2 separate regions of the Homo sapiens genome follow, and region 2 is linked to region 1. A link is an interaction called in ENCODE POLR2A ChIA-PET data of the cell type or tissue named here. Cell type or tissue: Caco-2. All regions are shown on one strand. Links, peaks and the distances in the headings refer to the core of each region. The heading gives the core; the rest is flanking DNA. Region 1 holds the start of LINC01836 (long intergenic non-protein coding RNA 1836). Region 2 overlaps ARID3A (AT-rich interaction domain 3A).

Region 1 (5,363 bases), core at 71-5,070:
AGAATTGCTCAAACCCAGGAGGCGGAGGTTGCAGTGAGCCGAGATCACACCACTGCACTCCATCCTGGGCAACAGAACAAGACTCCATCTCAAAATAATAATAATAATAATAATAATAATAATAATAATAAATAAATAAATAAAAATAAAAGAGCTGGCAACAAAGGAGAAATCTAACATCCCCAAACAATCTAGAGGTAACAAGTGGTTAGTATTTTGGATGTTATAGAGGTTTTTTTTTTTTCAGACGGAGTTTCACTCTTGTTGCCCAGGCTGGAGTGCAATGGCACAATCTCAGCTCACCGCAACCTCCGCCTCCCGGGTTCAAGCGATTCTCCTGCCTCAGCCTCCCGAGTAGCTGCGCCACCACGCCTGGCTAATTTTGTATTTTTAGTAGAGACGGGGTTTCTCCACGTTGGTCAGGCTGGTCTCGAACTCCCGACCTCAGGTGATCCGCCTGCCTCAGCCTCCCAAATGCTGGTATTACAAGCGCGCCCGGCCTGGAAACATCACTTTGAACACTTGCAGACCGTCCTTCCTCCTCCTGGTCATCTTCCAGATGCAGGAGCTGGTAGCTGAGGGTGTCATCTGTGGGGCCACAGTCCTCTGTGGCCGGGCAGTGCTGCCCCTGGCGTTGGCCCCTCATTCTGCTGGTCCAGCAGTTCCTTCCTGGGGACGTGCAGGGGGAACACAGGCCCTGGCATCGGACACGCAGTCAGCGCACACAGACCCGTCCATCCAGCGCCAATGCCACATTCCACACATGCCAACAGCACCTCCCTCCTGTCCCTGCCATCGTCCCCAACCCCGCACACCAGCCGCCCCTTTGAAGTCCTCAAGCCTTCCTATCACAACAGCAGAGCCTGACAAACAAGAAGAAAAGCCAGGGCCAGGCACTGTGGCTCACGCCTGTAATCCACCAACCTGGGATGTCGAGGTGAGAGAATCACTTGAGCTCAGGAGTTCAAGACCAGCCTGGGCAACGTGGCGAGACCCCATCCGGAAATTTTTTTTTTTTTTTTTTGAGATGGATTCTCCCTCTGTCGCCCAGGGGCACGATCTCACCTCACTGCAACCTCTGCTTCCCGGGTTCAAGTGATTGTCCTGCCTCAGCCTCCGGAGTAGCTGGGATTACATGTGCGCCACCACACCTGGCTAATTTTTGTATTTTTAGTAGAGACAGGGATAGTCTCAAACTCCTGACCTCTAGTGATCTGTCCGCCTCAGCTTCCCAAATTGCTGGGATTACAAGAGTGAGCCACCGTGCCTGGCTGCTAAAGTTTTTTTTTTTTTTTTTTAATTAGCTGGGCGTGCTGGCGTATGCCTGTGGTCCCAGCTACTCAGGAGGCTGAGGCAGGAGGATCACTTGAGCCCAGGAGGTCGAGGCTGCAGTGGGATGTGATCTTGCCACTGCACTCCAGCCTGGGTGACACAGCGAGACCCTGTCTCTACAAAAATAAATAAATAAACAATGGGCCGGGCGCAGTGGCTCACGCCTGTAATCCCAGCACTTTGGGAGGCCGAGGTGGGTGGATCACAAGGTCAGGAGTTCGAGACCAGCCTGGCTAACATGGCGAAACCCCGTCTCTACTAAAAATGCAAAAATTAGCCAGACGTGGTGGCTCATGCCTGTAATCCCAGCTACTTGGGAGGCTGAGGCAGGAGAATCGCTTCCACCTGGGAGGCGGAGGTTGTGGTGAGCCGAAGTTGCGACACTGCACTCCAGCCTGGGCGACAAGAGGGAAACTCTGTCTCAAAAAAAAAAAAAAAAAAAATTTAGCCGGGCGTAGTGGCATATGCCTGTAGTCCCAGCTACTTAGGAGATTGAGGCAGGAGGCTCATTTGTGCCATTGGGGTCAGGGCCGCAGCAAACTATGATTACGTCACTGCGCTCCAGCCTGGGCAACAGAGCGAAATTCCAGGAAGGAAGGAAGGAAGGAAGGAAGGCCACAGTGATCCTTTCCCTGCCACCCCGAGCTTCTGGGTCGAGCCAACAGGGTTAAAATTCCCGGGCATCTTCCTAGAGGAAAATTCTAGAATCCGTTGGGCCACTGCAGGCCCCATCGCCTTCTATCCATCACCCCTGGATTTCTGGGCAGCTTCCTTTTTTTTGCTTGTGATAAAATAGGTCCTAACAATAAAAACAAACATACCCAGGTGCCCATGTTTATCTCCACGGCGCAGCCTCCGGGTTCTGGAATTTTCTTGGTCACTTCCAGATATTGTAGAGAATTCCGGAAGAGCACCGCAGACAGCCCAGGCGCGGCCCGGCCGAGGCTTAAACACGTTTTCTTAAATCACCAGATTCCGCCACCAACCTGCAAAGTTCATGGTTTTTTTCTCTCTGCGAAACTCTTGCCTTTGAAACCTCCTGCAGGGGTTCCTGTACCCCCAGAGATTGAACAATTCAAAACCTTCAGGACCCCTGTCCGGAGGCCCCCAAATCCCCTTTGGTGAGGGCTGCGGCCGGCGAGGAAAGGGCGCTTGACCCTGTCACGAAAGCAAATTCGGTCGGGTCCTCCAGAACCACCTTCTCATTTTCTCCTGTTTACCTCACAGCCAAGAATGAGATAATAAAACAGAGAAAGAAATAGAGACGGGAGGGTTGGGGGCAGTTTCCACGGTTTCTTCAAGCACAGTTCCTGCAGGGTTGTCTGGTTTGCACAGAGAGGCTGTTGGCTCCTGGACGTGGGTCCTTGGGGGACCTTCGATTTCTCGCCGGGTCCAGGGTGGCCCCGGCGGGAGGAGGACCTCGCCCACATTCCTGGGATTCCTTCTCTCCTTCCCACATTGTTTGTTTGTTGACTTTAAATTGGACTCTGCCAGGAATTCCTTTTCCTCTTGGGTTTAGTGGTGAGCAGGAGGGACTTAGCATATCACAGAGCCCCCGGCAGCCAAGCTACCGGGTGTCCTGGCCCCCTTCAGTTCCCTCCCTTGTCCTCCTCGAGGACCCCCCAACTCAGGCACCCACACCACGGGGGGCTGCGGGACCCCGAGCCTCACTCGTGCCACCGGCCACCCAGCGTCCCCTGCATCTTCCCCGGGGACTCACACACCGCCTCGAGGCCACTCCGCCCCTCCGGATGGATGTCCAAGCCTCCAGCCAGGGCCCCTTCCCTGCTTCATCTCCAGGGTTGACGGAGGTCGAAGGAGCACATGTCTGCTTGCAGGGCACGCCAGGTCCTGATGGACACTGACGTCTAGACCTAGACGGTGGCTCAGCCTGAACCCTGGACGGCCTGGAGCACAGCCATGCAACTGCTTCTAAGACAAAACCGAGGTGGGGATTAAAGCTACCCTCCCAGGCCGCCTGGCTGGAAACTCATCCCCCTCTGTCCCCAGCCCCTGCAGCCCCCATCACTGCCGCTGACAGCCGCAGGGTGTGGCTCACAGAGGGACAGCAGGGAGGGAGAGACGGACGGGGTGGGATCCTGGGGGCCTGTGGCCTTCAGAGCGTCTCACTGCCCCAGCCTTGATGGGGTTGTCTGTAGAGCGGGGATTCAGCTGCCTGGTCTGTGGCGACTGTCCGGTGGCCCAGGGGGTGGACGTGACTCTCCTGTGCGACTTTGTTTTTCTGAGACGGAGTCTTGCAGTGGCGCGATCTCGGCTCACTGCAACCCTCGCCTCCCGGGTTCAAGCGATTCTCTTGCCTCAGCCTCCCGAGCAGCTGGGACTACAGGTGTGTGCCACCACACCGGCCTAATTTTCTTTTCTTTTCTTTTCTTTTCTTTTTATTTTTTGAGACGGAGTTTCACTCTTTCGCCCAGGCTGGAGTGCAGTGGCGTGATCTCAGCTCACTGCAAACTCCGCCTCTCGGGTTCAGGCCATTCTCCTGCCTCAGCCTCCTGAGTAGCTGGGACCACAGGCGCCTGCCACCACGCCCAGCTAATTTTTTTTTTTGTATTTTTTAGTAGAGACGGGGTTTCACCCTGTTAGCCAGGATGGTCTCGATCTCCTGACCTCATGATCCGCCCGCCTCAGCCTCCCAAAGTGCTGGGATAACAGGCGTGAACCACCATGCCCAGCCACGCCCAGCTAATTTTCTGTATTTTAGTAGAGATGGGATTTCACCATGTTGCCCAGGCTGGTCTTGAACTCCTGGGTCCAGGCAGTCTGCCCACCTTGGCCTCCCAAAGTACTGAGATTACAGGCATGAGCCACCGGGCCTGGCCCCACGGTGTGACTTTGACCTCCTCATGGGAGGAAAAAGCAGGATGAAGCGGGGATGATGTCTGTCGGTCCTCAGCAGGAGCATCTGCCAACGTCTCCACATTGTGGACCTGAGATTGTTCTCCGGAAGCTGCAGTCGGAGCATCGCCAGGCCCAGCCCTGGGTCCTCCACCCGGGCCACTGCCTCTCAGGCGGCCTCTCCCTGCCCCCGCCCCTCCGGGGCCCCACAGGGCGGCCAGTGCAGACCTGGGTGTGCAACGGCCCCATCAGCGTTTGTTTCATGAACAAATAAATGTCTAAATTCAGGACCCATCCAGGAGTCCCCTTTTTCTTTCAGTGAGATGAAGTTCCTATAACATAGAATTCCAGTGTGGGCAGCCGGGCACGGTGGCTCACGCCTGTCATCCCAGCACTTTGGGAGGGCGAGGCGGGCGGATCACTTGAGGTCAGGAGTTCAAGACCACCCCGACCAACATGATGAAACCCCATCTCTACTAAAAATACAAAATTAGCCGGGTGTGGTGGCGGGCACCTGTAATCCCAGCTACTCCAGAGGCTGAGGTGGGAGAATCGCTTGAAGCAGGGAGGCAGAAGTTTTGGTGGGTCAAGATCGTGCCGCTGCACTCCAGCCTGGGCAACACAGAGAGACCTCAAAAAAAAAAATTCCAGCGTGGCAACATAGCAAGACCCCATCTCTATTAAAAATAAAAGGCTAGGCTGGGCGCAGTGGCTCACACCTGTAATCCCAGCACTTTGGGAGGCCGAGGCAGGCTGATCACGAGGTCAGGAGATCAAGACTATCCTGGCTAACACGGCGAAACCCCATCTCTACTAAAAATACAAAAAATTAGCCGGGTGTGGTGGCGGGCGCCTGTAGTCCCAGCTACTCGGGAGGCTGAGGCAGGAGAATGGCGTGAACCCGGGAGGTGGAGCTTGCAGTGAGCTGAGATCGTGCCACTGCACTCCAGCCTGGGCGACAGAGCGAGACTCCGTCTCAAAAAAAACCCACAAACAACAAACAAACAAACAAAACCAACAACAACAACAAAAAGAAAAAAAGAAATGTCCAGGACAGACAGACCAAGCCACAGAGACAGGAAGGGGATGCATGGATTCTCAGGGATGGGGAGGGGATGGGGAGTGACAGATGATGCCCCAACCACAAAGGATGATGGGAATATCCTGGAATTAGA
Region 2 (5,363 bases), core at 177-5,176, 180 kb before region 1:
CTCGACCTCCTGGGCTCAACCCATCTGACCACCTCAGCTTCCTGGGTAGCTGGGACCACAGGTGCACGTTGCCACGCCCAGCTAATTTTTTTTTTTTTTTTTGAGATGGGGTCTCACTATGTTGCCCAGATGAGAAATGGTAACTCAGACAGGCAAACTGAGGTGACACTGCTGTGTGTGCTGTTGGTACCTCTGTGTTATGGAGGATTCAGAGGCTCAGTGGGAGGGAAAACTGATCAACTGATGATGCCTGCCTCAGTGTAGACTGGAAAAACAGTGATCAATTAGTAATGTCTGCCTTGGCCACAGGACTGGAAACACAGATTGATTAGCAATGTCTGCCTGCCACCTGTGTGGAATTAGAAAATGGTGATGGATTGGTAATGTCTGCCATAGGCAGAGGACTGGTAGATTGGAAGCCCTTTTCCATGCCAACTATAGGGTTTTTCATCCTGGTTACCCAGAGAGGGGAAGAGGTATCCCCCAAGGTCAGACAGCCAGGCTGAAGCTCAGTTGGGAACACGCCCCAGGCCCCATACAGGCCCTTACCTTTCTTGATCTTAGGGGCGGGGGTGATGGAGCTGCCATTGGTGCTTGCGGCCAGGCCCAGGGAGGACACGGGTAGCTTGGGTGAGGAGAGCATGCCGTGTGCCCCGCCTGGCGAGTAGGCAAAGAGGGAGCCACCAAAGCTCTGGCGCCGGCCCTCCCGTCGGTTGCTGTCTATGGCTGCCTGGAGCTCATTGGGGTTACTGAGGCCCCGCTTCTCACACTCGTAGGGGTACAGGTACTTCATGTATCTGTGGGTGGGACGAGGGAAGAGGATGGCACCCGGGTCACCCCTACGGCTCTCTTTGGCCTTCAGTACAAAGTAAACCCCACTGTGGCACCACCATCCCTGGTTCTTCCCTTGGACTTGCTCAGCAGCCCCCAGAGCTGCTGGGCCTTTGCCCATTCCCTCCATCTCAATGCTGTTCCTCGCAATGGCCCCTGATTGCACAACCCCAGAGACTGTGTGGTCCTCGCACCCCTACTTGACGCTCTCGGGCCCTGGACGCACGGTGTGGCCCTGTGCCCTTTGCGGCTGCCCACTGCCCCCTCCTCTGCAGCTGCCCACCACCCCCTCCCTCTTCTGCAGGCCCCTTGCACTGGCTGCTCAGAGTGCCCTGGCCCGACCTCGGCACAACCGTCCGCCACTCACTGGGTCCGCAGGGTGAAGGCTGCACTGGTGATGGACGTGGGCAGGTTGAGGCCCTTGGTGATCTCACGCCACAGCTTCTTGTTGATGACCTCCACGAGGCCGCCCTTCTCCGTCACCAGCACGTACAGCATGAACAGGTCAAGGACCTGTTTGGCCATGATGGGGATGCGGTTCACAGGTGTCCCTGGGGGAAGGGGCGAGAGGGAGGTTGGGGGCCACCTGGGCACTGCAGGGAGCCGAGTGTCCTGGCCTCCGCCCTCTCCATGCCAGGAGCACTCCCCCGCCCAGGCTGTGACAACCACAGATGTCTCCAGACATTGCCCAGGGCCCTCTGTGGGTGCAGGATCATCCAGGCTGGGAACCTCTGCTCGAGAGGGTGCAGAGGGGGCAGCTCTGCCTCGGTTTATCCACCAGTAACCTGGGCTTAGGGACAGCGCAGCCCTCGGGAGGAGGGTTACTGAGAGGAGGGACGTGCGGGAGACGCCCGGATCTTTGTTATTCCTTCTCCACGCCACACACCACGGCAGCTGCCAAAACAACTCTGCCTATGTTCCCAGAGGCCTGTTCCCTCCACACTGACAGGGGCTCTGCAGCCTCAGGCAGGCAAGGGGTAAAGCCTGGCTTACCCAATTTCAAGTCTGGAGAATGGAGGGCTGTGGACTGGCCTAGGGAGGGGAAGGGGATGGGCTAGCCCCGACATGGGGGGTTGGGCTAGCCCAGGAGGAGAGGGTTGTGGGCTACGCTATGCCAGGGAGGGAAAGGGGGAGGATTAGCCTAGGCAGGGGAAGGGCGGTAGGTGGGCTGGCCCAGGAAGAAGAGGCGGCTGGGCTGACTCAGGTTCCTGCCCCTCAACTCCTGGAGCCGGCTGCAGACGTGGCCCCTCCCCGCCCTTCCAGCCCTACCTGCCCCCTCCAGGGCTCTCCCAGGCTGCCCCTGCACCAGGAGCCTCTGGCTTCAGATGTCAGCTCCACCTCTGCCCAGCCCCTCCCTGGCCTGACAGTAGGCAAGACCCACTTAAACCTATCGTTCTGTCCGTGAAATTCTGCACTTAGGAGATCAATTGTGTACAGTCTGTGGCCCCCACCCCATGTTCTGCCTACGTGGGGTCCCAGCACTCAGTGGCATACAGTAGGCGCTCAGTGAAGACCAGTGAGGGCAGGTGGCCCAGGCCATAGCTGCTGCCCACTCACCATGGGGTGGGAGGGGACGCCCATCGCCCTGTTAGGGATGGGGACGTGGACATCGAGGTTCTGGGATGTGACTGGCTGGAGAGCGGGTGCAGCCCTGAGTGAGCAGCCGGCCCTCTGCCTGGTCGAGGCCTGCTACCCCCGGAACCCCCGGTGTCTGACCTTCCAGAAACACCTCCCACCACCCTCCGCCACTTCCAGGCCCTTCCCAGGTTGCAAAACCCCCAGTGAATGGAGGAGATCCCAGGTTGGAGGAAGACGGGCCTCAGACCCGATCCCACCTGAAACCCACTTTACAGCCTGGGCGAGAGGAGCCGCGCCGGGTTTCAGCTGCAGGATCGGCCCGGAAACCTGCCCAGAGCCTCCGCCCGGCCCCACTCGGGACACCAGTTTAGGCCTCAGAGTTTGCAAAGTAAAAGTAACGGCATCAGGCCGGGCGCGGTGGCTCAAGCCTGTCATTCCAGCACTTTGGGAGGCTGAGGCGGGCGGATCACCCAAGGTCAGGAGTTCGAGACCAGCCTGGCCAATAGGGAGAAACCCTGTCTCTACTAAAAATACAAAAATTAGCCGGGCGTGGTGGCGGGCGCCTGTAATCCCAGCTACTCAGGAGGCTGAGGCAGGGGAATCACTTGAACCTGGGAGGTGGAGGTTGCAGAGAGCCGAGACCCCGCCATTGCACTCCAGCCTCAGCAACAAAAGCAAAACTCTGTCTCAAAAAAAAAAAAAAAAAAGGATCAGCAGCAGAGGGTTGGTTCCCAGGGCCACGCCCTGGCTCTGCAGTGGGCGGGAGGAGGATGTTTACAGAAGGAGCTGGGAGCATCACCAGGGCCCGTCGTGGGGCCCAGATAAGGAAGGGTGGGGAGGTTGTCAGGGAACAGCAGGTCAGGTGGTCCAGCTGCTGCTGCTGAGGGGAGAGGGTGTGGTCAGGACCCCTCCCTCACTTCTAGCCCCCAGAGAATTCTGAGAAATTTAGTTAGAGTTTTTTACTTTGTGACACAGGGGAAAAAAAAAATTATTTCTCTCTGTCTGGAGTGAAGGAGAGGAAGATTGTGAAGTCTAGGGTGATGGGCAGGTTCACCTGACGGATTCTCAGCTCCAAGGGCCCCCATTACAGAGCAGGAAGCTCCTGGAGGAAGCCAAGGAAGAGGGAGCTTTGAGGCTGGGTTTTGAGGGACGCATAGGAGCTCGCTGTCTCCTGTCCTGTAGGAATTCCCAGCTTGGAGAGGGAGGTAAAGCTGGACACCAACCCTCACGGCCCCACGTGCCACGGGCCCCCATCTCACCCACACTCATGAGCAGCCTACCATGCCTGCTTTTTGTTTGTTTGAGACGGGGGCTCCCTCTGTCACCCAGGCTAGAGTGCAGTGCTGCAATCTCGGCTCACTGCAACCTCTGCCTCCTGGATTCAAGCAATTCTCCTGCCTCAGCCTCCCAAGTAGCTGGGATTACAGGCGCCTGCCACCACGCCTGGTCAATTTTTGTACTTTTAGTAGAGACGGGGTTTCACCATGTTGGCCAGGCTGGTCTTGAACTCCTGACCTCAAGTGATCCACCTGCCTCGGCCTCCCAAAGTGCTGGGATTACAGGTGTGAGCCACCATGCCCAGCCCTCACCGTGCTTTCTAAGTACCCCCAGGACACCAGGCACTGTACCAGGCACGGGTAACAGCAAAACGGGTTGGCTTTGGACCCAGGAGCTCGGAGCCCCACAGCAGAGTGGTCAGGGCTGAGCAGGTGCGAACAGGATGATAAAGGGTCATGGGGAGGATCTGTCCAGCCTCACAGGGGGCAGTGGGCCCTGGTCAAGCCTGGCCTTGGAGGATAACACAGGAGGGGCCCCCGCCCAGGTCCCGGGTCTGGATCCTCTGTTCCCAGCACGGGAGGGGTTAACTCGGAGGCCGCTGGGCAGTGTGGGCCAGGGGGCCCACAACCCTCCTCCTCCTTCCCTTCCGGGCGGCTGGCAGTGGCGGGTCTGGGGCCTGTGTTTATAGAAGCCAGGGGAGGGGTGGGCGGAGGCTGGGACACAGCGGGCCCCTGTGACGGCCCCAAGTGCAGGGACAGAGCCCTCTGCCCCACCCCTTCCGACCTCTGTGGGCCCCAAGGCCTCCTCCCCCGTCTGAACAGTGGGGATCGGAGCTAGCTCCCTGCCCTAGAGGAGTGTCCAGGGGGGTTGGGGCGGCTCCTACCTGGCAGCAGACGCTCCTAGGACCCTCTCCGGCCGACGAGGACTTGGAGGCGAGACGGAAGCCCTTGCCGCACTCTCTCTGCCCCGTGGTCACTCTAAGCTGGGGTGGGGCCTGGGAATGGCCGCTGGGACACCCCGGCTACCCTTGGTCGTCTGAGTCTGTCTTGTGTCTGGACCTCAGTTTCCCCACCTGGACACCAGCCCAGACCTGCCCTCTCTAGGCCAGGAGACTTTGGGGGCACAGAGCCTGGTATACCGTTGGTGCCCAATAAGTGTGCACAGTAAACAGCGGCCCTGCACTCAGCACATCTGGGGTACCTGCTGGCCACTGAGTTTTGGGCAGGGACTGTTTGTGGCCCGTTTTTACAGATGGGGAAACTGAGGCCCTGGTGGGAAGAGGGGAGGGGCCAGGACTCAAATGTCGCATTGGCCGCCATGAGATCATTAGACTCTAAGCCATCTCGCGGCCGGGCGGGGGGCTTCTGTCCTGCCGCACCTGCACCCACCTGGCCAGCCCGAATCTGACCCCACTCCCTAAACACAGAGGCTGGTTCCACTCCCCCATTACCCAGTAGTGGGGACCCCCACTTCACTGCACCCTGGATGCTAAGGAGATGACCTGGACTGTCTGTTCTGGGTTGGGGCCCTGAGACTGCCCTGCCCCCCACCAAGGGACCTACCCCTTAGACTCACAGGCGTGCCTCCCGCGTCAAACCTCCATGGCAGGATGTGTTTCCCCCCAAGACACCCCTGAAGTCCCTCCCGATTTAGGAGCCTTGGATGCCTCCAGCCAC

What was found. ChIA-PET counts read pairs that join two places held together with the same protein. Peaks named below come from ENCODE experiments on the same cell type or tissue, not always from the same donor. Only the 100,000 strongest peaks of a DNase experiment are listed, where the experiment ranks them.
Region 2: POLR2A ChIA-PET joins it to region 1 with 8 read pairs; 4 of 35 experiments call an interaction of 5 or more read pairs at or near these places.

Annotation. Positions count from the first base shown.
Region 1 is chr19:780,121-785,483 of GRCh38, reverse strand. It overlaps LINC01836 (long intergenic non-protein coding RNA 1836), which reads right to left and starts at 2,688. Exons shown (of 2, transcript XR_001753829.3): 1 at 2,154-2,688; 2 at 1-669. LOC101928450 (a long non-coding RNA gene) reads left to right here and starts at 2,876. Exons shown (of 2, transcript NR_187752.1): 1 at 2,876-3,280; 2 at 4,247-4,482. RefSeq lists an enhancer at 2,562-3,135. In Caco-2, for the core only: no CTCF peak of the experiment used is centred there; DNase peaks (open chromatin) are centred at 1,883, 2,753 and 3,133; H3K4me3 peaks cover 3,104 bases.
Region 2 is chr19:960,267-965,629 of GRCh38, reverse strand. It overlaps ARID3A (AT-rich interaction domain 3A), which reads right to left. Exons shown (of 9, transcript NM_005224.3): 5 at 1,199-1,382; 6 at 550-797. Among named protein-coding and RNA genes, the nearest start is that of WDR18, 21 kb to the left of the region's middle. RefSeq lists a silencer at 432-609 and an enhancer at 2,303-2,821. In Caco-2, for the core only: no CTCF peak of the experiment used is centred there; DNase peaks (open chromatin) are centred at 3,189 and 4,469; H3K4me3 peaks cover 239 bases.